2 separate regions of the Homo sapiens genome follow, and region 2 is linked to region 1. The links are chromatin contacts, found by Hi-C or POLR2A ChIA-PET in ENCODE. All regions are on one chromosome and are shown on one strand. Each heading gives the region's core, a stretch centred on a gene start or an enhancer-like site at or near the end of the contact. The rest is flanking DNA. Distances are from core to core; before and after follow the strand shown. Region 1 overlaps DNAAF4 (dynein axonemal assembly factor 4). Region 2 holds the start of DNAAF4 (dynein axonemal assembly factor 4).

What was found. Hi-C counts contacts between places; a loop is a spot of excess contacts on that map. ChIA-PET counts read pairs that join two places held with the same protein, here RNA polymerase II (POLR2A). Pooled maps may share reads with other maps.
Region 2: a map of GM12878 shows a loop between it and region 1 (3-fold over the local background). The contact joins the promoter of DNAAF4 here to the enhancer-like site in region 1. A Hi-C loop is called at or near these places in 2 of 168 maps with a recorded cell type or tissue (GM12878 and posterior cingulate gyrus) and 1 of 50 pooled maps. POLR2A ChIA-PET finds 5 or more read pairs at or near these places in 3 of 52 experiments (CD8-positive, alpha-beta memory T cell, WTC11 and activated CD4-positive, alpha-beta T cell).

Annotation. Positions count from the first base shown.
Region 1 is chr15:55,455,280-55,459,178 of GRCh38, forward strand. All of the region lies in intron 5 of DNAAF4 (dynein axonemal assembly factor 4), which reads right to left. The region is part of intron 4 of DNAAF4-CCPG1 (DNAAF4-CCPG1 readthrough (NMD candidate)); the gene reads right to left. Among named protein-coding and RNA genes, the nearest start is that of DNAAF4-CCPG1, 41 kb to the right of the region's middle. Within about 2 kb of position 2,577, at least 2 of the 41 ENCODE cell types and tissues checked have a DNase peak (open chromatin) inside an H3K27ac peak, as active enhancers do.
Region 2 is chr15:55,506,489-55,510,359 of GRCh38, forward strand. DNAAF4 (dynein axonemal assembly factor 4) reads right to left here and starts at 1,746. Exons shown (of 10, transcript NM_130810.4): 1 at 1,634-1,746.

The sequences.
Region 1 (3,899 bases), core at 1,327-3,826:
CAATTTGGTATACAATCTAGACAAGAACAGTATGAGGAAAGAAAAATATAACTGAACCTCAATATGAAGATAAATGTGACAACTGCTTATAAAATATTAGCAAATTGAATATATATATATATATATATATATATTCAATCTAAATGACTTTTTTTTGTTTTTGTTGTTTTGAGACAGGGTCTCACTCTGTCACCCACACTGGAATGCAGTGGCGCGATCTTGGCTCACTGCAGCCTCTTCCTCCTGGGTTCAAGTGATTCTCCTGCCTCAGCCTCCTGAGTAACTGGGACTACAGGCGCATGCCACCACACCTGGCTAATTTTTGCATTTTTAGTAGAGACAGGGTTTCGCCATGTTGCCCAGGGTGGTCTGGAACTCCTAACCTCAGGTGATCTGCCCACCTCGGCCTCCCAAAGTACTGGGATTATAGGCGTTAGCCACCATGCCCAGGCTCTAAATGACTTTTCAATATGCCAAGCCTCACTGTTAAAGTTGTAAAGACATATGACCTGGTGGAAATAGCACAGGTTTCAGATGCAGACCAGATCTGGGTTCAAATCCCACAAGTTTACTTATTCATAGTTATTTTTTTTTTCTGAACATCTATTTCCTCTAAAATAAGAATAGCAGCACTTAGACTGAAGTGTTGTGAAGACTGAGTGACCCAAGCAATAAAATCCCCTGGCACATAGTAGTCACCTAATAAATGTTAATTATTATTATTATATATGTGATTTTACACTAAAATGTTAAATTTATAGGAATTCAATAATGACTTATGTAAGGAAAATACTAAATATTTCTTTTTTTTTTTTTTGAGATGGAGTTTCACTCTTGTTGCCCAGGCTGGAGTGCAATGGCAAGATCTCGCTTCACTGCAACCTCCACCTCCCTGGGTTCAAGCGATTCTCCTGCCTCAGTGCCTCCCGAGTAGCTGGGATTACAGGCACCCACCACCACGTCCGGCTAGTTTTGTATTTTTAGTAGAGACAGGGTTTCTCCATGTTGGTCAGGCTAGTCTTGAACACCCGACTTCAGGTGATCTGCCCGCCTCAGCCTCTCAAAGTTCTGGGATTACAGGCGTGAGCCACTGCATCCGGCGGAAAATGCATCCAAAACAAAGTTTAATATTCTAAAATTAGATAAAACCAAACTCGTAGCTTTCAGTATAGAATTATATTCATTGGGAGATAGGAGGGAAAATGGCAGATCGGAGACAGGATTAACATGCAGCTGCCACCTGGATGGACAGAACAGCATCTGGAGACTCACAATGCGAACTTTTACTCCAAGAATCACTTCAGGAACACCGCAAGAAACACTGTAGGAAAACTGAAAGAATTCACAGACCCTTTGAAAGAAGTGGTTCGCTGCTGCAAATGCCATGAAACAGCTGAAAAACCGTGAGTTCCCAAAGTGTGAGGGAAGAAAAGGTCAGTCTCTGAACATACATCCCCACTGGGGAACCTGAAAATCCAGATCACAGGGGAAGGATTTAACTTTACCCTGAGCTGAAATAGATTTAGGTAGCTGAGCAAAATATGAAAGTAGAAGAAGCAGCAGGAAGAGCCCTATAGGTACTTCCATCCCCAGCTGGAGTCCAAGGAAGCCATTCCTGGCGTGATCTCACAGAGGTCCTTGGAGACGGGAAGGCAGCCAGTGGAATTGGGGCAGGACCACAGGGTGAAGGAAGCTTGTAGCTGAACTTTGTAATAATTTTGACTGAGCAGGAATTTTCCTAAGCAGAAATTGGTGGCAGAGGGGGCAAATGGGAAGTACAGATGCGAGTGCAGAAGCCACAGCCAATAGTGTGGGCAGGCAGGGACTGGTGAGGCCTAACAGCCCTCTTGCTTTCTCAGTGGCAAGGCTTATAGTCTGGGGCAAGATCTCAGCCCTGCTCACCAACTGCCTGGATATAAACGCAGTGCGGTTGGGGTGGCATGGCCAGAGTGAGACTGGCCTTGGTGGCTGCCTGGGAGCTAGGTGAGGCCTGTCACTGCCAGCTTTCCCCCACCTCCCTGGTGACCTGTATAGCACAGCAGAGGCAGCCATAATGCCCCTGGGAACATAATTCCATTGGCCTGAGAATCCCCTCCACCCCCACTGTGGCCACAGCAAGCCCCACCCAAGGGGAGCCTGAGCCCAGACCCAACTAACCTTGCCCCCACCTGATGGGGCAAGGTTTTCTCTACCTGCTCTATGGCCCTGCCCATCACCTGAGAAACCCGAGTACTTGTCCCGGCCAACATCAAGATTATATCTCTCTTCTATACTGCAGCTGGTGCCCTCTTGAAAGTGCCACCTCCTGGCTGGAGCCCAACGAACTCAAGCCACCATAGCAACTCATAACAGAACAACCCTGCTCCAAAGAAGGAGAAAACAACAGCTAATTCCACTTCCTGCAACACCCTGTCTAGCCAGAGGTCCTGAATCTGTCCACGTGACAACTTCACTGCTTACATAACCAGTACTTGAAGTGCACTAAACAAAATTACAACAAAAGACTCCAACAGAATCCACTTCACTCACCTGCCACCACCAGAACAGGTGCTGGTATCCACGGCTGGGAGACCTGTGGATCACATCACAGGGCTCTTTGCAGACATTCCCCAGCACCAGCCTGGGGCCCAACTGGGTGGCTAGAAATAGAAGGGCAATAACAATCACTGCAGTCTGGCTCTCAGGAAGCCCCATCCCTAGTGGCAGGGGGAGGGCACCACATCAAGGGAACACCCATGGGACAGAAGAATCTGAACAGTAGCCCTTGAGTTCCAGATCTTACCACTGAAACAGTCTACTCAAATGAGAAGGAACCAGAAAAGTAATTCTAGTAATATGACAATACAAGGTTCTGTAACACCCCCAAAAGATCATACTAGCTCTCCAGCAATGGATCCAAACTAAGAAGAAATCTGTGAATTGCCAGATAAATAATTCAGAAGGTTGATTATTAAGCTCCTCAAGAAGGCACTAGAGGAAGGTGAAAATCAACTTAAAGAAATTTTTAAAAAAAGGAGGATATGAATGGAAAAGTCTCCAGAGAAATAGATATTATAAAGAAAAAATAATCAAAACTTCTGGAAATGAAAGACACACTTAAAGAAATGCAAAATACACTGGAAAGTTTCAACAATAGATTTGAACAAGTAGAAGAAATAACTTCAGAGATCAAAGACAAGGCTTTCAAACGAACCCAATCCAACAAAGACAAAGAAAAAAAGAATTTTAAAAAATGAACAAAGCCTCCAAGAAATCTGAGATTATGTAAACAAGCAAACATAAGAATAATTGGTGCTCCTGAGGAAGAAGGGAAATCTAAAAGTTTGGAAAACATACTTGAGGGAATAATCAAGAAAAACTTCCATGGTCTTGCTAGAGATCTAGACATCCAAATACAAGAAGCTCAAAGAACACCCGGGGAATTCATTGCAAAAAGATCATTGCCTAGGCACATAGTCATCACATTGTCTAAAGTAAAGATGAAAGAAAGAATCTTAAGAGCTGTGAGGCAAGGTCAGGCACAGTGGCCCACATCTGTAATCTCAGCACTTTGGGAGGCCAAGGCGGGTGGATCACGAGGTCAGGAGTTCGAGACCAGCCTGGCCAACCAAGATGGTGAAACACCATCTCTACTAAAAATACAAAAATCAGCCAGGCGTGGTGGCAGGTGCCTGTAATCCCAGCTACTCAGGAGGCTGAGGCAGGAGAATTGCTTGAACCCGGGAGTTGGAGGTTGCAGTGAGCCGAGATCACGCTACTGCACTCTAGCCTGGGTGACAGAGCAAGACTCTGTCTCAAAAAAAAAAAAAAAAAGAGCTGTGAGGCAAAAGCACCAGGTAATCTATAAAGGAGAACCTATCAGATTAACAGCAGATTTCTTAGCAGAAGCCCTGCAAGCC
Region 2 (3,871 bases), core at 496-2,995, 50 kb after region 1:
TCTTAATTCTAGTAACACTCCTGAGTTCTAATAATAAAAGTGTCTCCAGACATTGCCAAATGTCTTCTGGGTTTCAGGGGTGGGTGGGAATAGCAAAATTTCCCCCATCTGAGAATTACTGCCCTAGAAAAAGTCTTGGTCCTATACACTAGGAAACATTTATAGGTGTTCATAGCAACTTCATAGAAAAAAACCTGAAAATAAGCCAAATGTCTTTCAACAGGTATATACACAAAACAGAATATTATACAACAATAAAAATGAGTGAATGATAGCTATACATTGGATGGATGAGTGAAAAAAGCAAGTCAAATAATATCCTCAAGAAATAATGCTATTTTATACAACTTTTACTTTTTTATTTTTCTTTTTTCTTTTTTTGATGGAGTTTCACTCTTGTCACCCAGGCTGGAGTGCAATGGGGCATCTTGGCTCACTGCAATCTCTGCCTCCCAGGTTCAAGCGATTCTCCTGTCTCAGCCTCCTGAGTAGCTGGGATTACAGGCACCCACCACCAAGCCTGGCTAATTTTTTGTATTTTTATTAGAGGTGGGGTTTCACCATGTTGGCCAGGCTGGTCTCGAACTTCTGACCTCAGGTGATCCGTTCACTTCCATCTCCCAAAGTGCTGGGATTACAGGCATGAGCTACCATGCCTGGCCTTTATAAAACTTTTGAACAACGGAAACTGAATCCACTAGATAAGGATTCCTAGGTATGTGGTAAAACTATACAAACACTTCTCTACTTACAATGTGGTTACCTCCTGATAAACCCATCATAAGTTGAAAATATCCTATGTCAAAAATACATGTAAAACACCTAACCTACCAAACACCATAGCTTAGGCTACCCTACCTTAAACATGCTCAGAACACTTACATTAGCCTACAGTTGGGCAAAGTCATCTAACATAATAAGGTGTAATAAAGTGTCTAATATACCCTGTAATTTATTGAATACTGTATTAAAAATGAAAAACAGAATGGTTGTATGGGTACTCACAGCATGGTTTCTACTGAATGCATATAGCTTTTGCATCACTGTAAAGTTAGGAAATCAAAGAGAAACCATCATAAGTCAGGGGTCGTCTGTAAAGATAGGCACTAGAAAGGAGAGTGGTTAACTCTTATGTGAAGTTCATACAAGTGGGAGCCTTTTTGGTAACCAACAGAACTGATTACCACATAGTCACACTGTATGAATTAAAACGAAGGCCCGGGATGCACATTGTGTCTCACGCCTGTAATCTCAGCACTTTGGGAGTGTCACTTGAGGCCAGGAGTTCAGGTTACAGTGGACTATGATTATGCCACTGCACTCTAGCCTGAGTAACAGGGACTCAAAAATTAAATTAAAACAATAAATAAAATAAATAAATACAAATAAAATTAAATACAGAGGTTCTCAGAATGTGGTCCTCCCCACCACCACCAGCAATATTACCATCATCTGGGGACCTGTTAGAAATGCAAATTCCCAGTCTCCTTCTAGATCTATTGAACCAGAAGTTCTGGAAGTGGGGCACAGCAATCTGTGTTTTATCCAGCCTACCAGATAATTTTGATACACACCAAAGTTTGAGAACCACTAGATTAAGGGATGAGTTTTACTGGGGAAAGGGGAAACTTACAAAACCAAGAGAAAACACAGGTTTCCCCCTTCTCCCATCATCCCAAGGAGCAGCATGCTGGGGCCAGAGTAGTCTGCTGGATCCATGGTGTGGGTTTGCATAATAGGAGAGGAATCCCATCCTCTTGTTGCTCTCCTATTTATAGGGCACACACAAAAAGAATTTTGTCAGTAAGGAAACTACTAGAGCACCAGGCAGTCTGTTTACAGGCATTTATTTGTTTGTTTGTTTGTCTGAGACAGACTCTCACTCTGTCGCCCAGGCTGGAGTGCAGTGGCACGATCTCAGCTCACTGCAAGCTCCACCTCCCGGGTTCACGCCATTCTTCTGCCTCAGCCTCCCCAGTAGCTGGGACTACAGGCGCCCGCCACCATGCCCGGCTAATTTTTTGTATTTTTAGTAGAGACGGGGTTTCACTGTGTTAGCCAGGATGGTCTTAATCTCCTGACCTCGTGATGCGCCCCCCTCGGCCTCCCAAAGTGCTGGGATTACAGACGTGAGCCACTGCGCCCGGCCCGATAGGTATTTTTTGAAAAAGCCCATTATCCAGTATCTGGAGACCTTGGGTCAAACAGAAAGTTGTTGGAACTTGTGTTGGAAGAAACTGTCCATCCCATGAAAAGCTGAGTTCAGGTGTAGCCCCTCCAACTGTGAGCCAGAAGGTCCAGGTCCCACTGGCTGGTTGCCCAGGAAAATCCAGAGAAAACACCCAAGGTCGTTTCTGTTTGATTCTGGTCATTGCATTAAAGCGTGCAATCAGAAAGCATGAAGGAGACTGACAGGTGTATTAGTCTGTTCTCACGCTGCTAATAAAGACATACCCAAGACTGGGTTATAAAGGAAAGAGGTTTAATTGACTCACAATTCTGCAAGGCTGGGGAGGCCTCAGGAATCTTACAATCTTGGTGGAAGGGAAAGCAAACACGTCCTTCTTCACATGACCGCAGCAAGGAGAAGTGCAGAGCAAAGTAGGGGGAAGCCCCTTATAAAATCATCAGATCTCATGAGAACTCACCCACTACCACAAGAGCAGCATGGAGGTAACTGCCCCCATGATTCGGTTATCACCCACTGGGTCCCCACGTTGGGATTATGGGAACTACAATTCAAGATGAGATTTGGGTGGTGACACAGCCAAACCATATCACCAGGTTATTTTTTTCCTCTCTCTGTAATTTTCAGTGATAGATTTATACTTATTCCTTTTATTATTAATAGTTTATGTATGTAAATCCATAAATTATTTTGTTTGTAAAAAATATTACAAGTTTAAAGTAAAAATTTCAAAACAATCTCTATAGTACACAAGCATACTTATTTCCTTATTTCATATCCTGAGGTTCTTAGAGAGTGTAAGCATACATTATGGAGCAAAAATTAAGTATGATTTACTATTCGTAACCTAAAATTAATTACCTATAATTTTATTTACTTTTGATGTGCAAAATTCGAAATTTTGCCATTGGAAAAGGTTGCTTTCTATGTTTTCTTAACACCACTTTGGAACTTTAAAAGGCATTTAAAAAAATCCCTCATTCTAGTAGCAAGATCACTTAGGTCCACCTTAAAGGTTTTTCTTTTCTTTTTTTTTCTCTAGGAATTGAAATTCTCCAAGAACTTTTAGTTCTATTTAGTGGAGAATAGCTTTACAGACCAAACTCTAGGCACTAGGTGTTAAATGCATTAGTTATTTTACTATTTTAAATTTGGGCTTTCGGAAATGATAATGTGATTTAAAATTAAATGAGAATATCTAGGTAGAGGTCATGTAGAATGTGAAGTGACCCTGCATAATTTTCCTTTTCTTTTGGGTCCTAATATCTTAGATATATATTTATAGGGTATGAGCTTGATTGTTTTTCCTATTAGACTTGTTTTGGCACAATACCACTTATTTCATTTTTTTTTTTTCAAAACGGAGTCTCGCTCCATTGCCCAGACTGGAGTGCAGTGGTGTGATCCTGGCTCACTGAAACCTCCACCTCCTGGGTTCAAGTGATTCTCCTGCCTCAGCTTCCCTAGTAACTGGGAGTACAGGCATGCGCCACCATGCCTGGCTAATTTTTTTGTATTTTTAGTAGAGACGGGGTTTCACCATGTTGGCCAGGCTGGTCTTGAATGCCTGACCTCAGGGGATCTACCCACCTCAGCCTCCCAAAGTGCTGGGATTACAGGTGTGAGCCACCACACCTGGCCTAGTTATTTAATTAAAAAAAAAAGTTTTAAGGGACTCTTAAG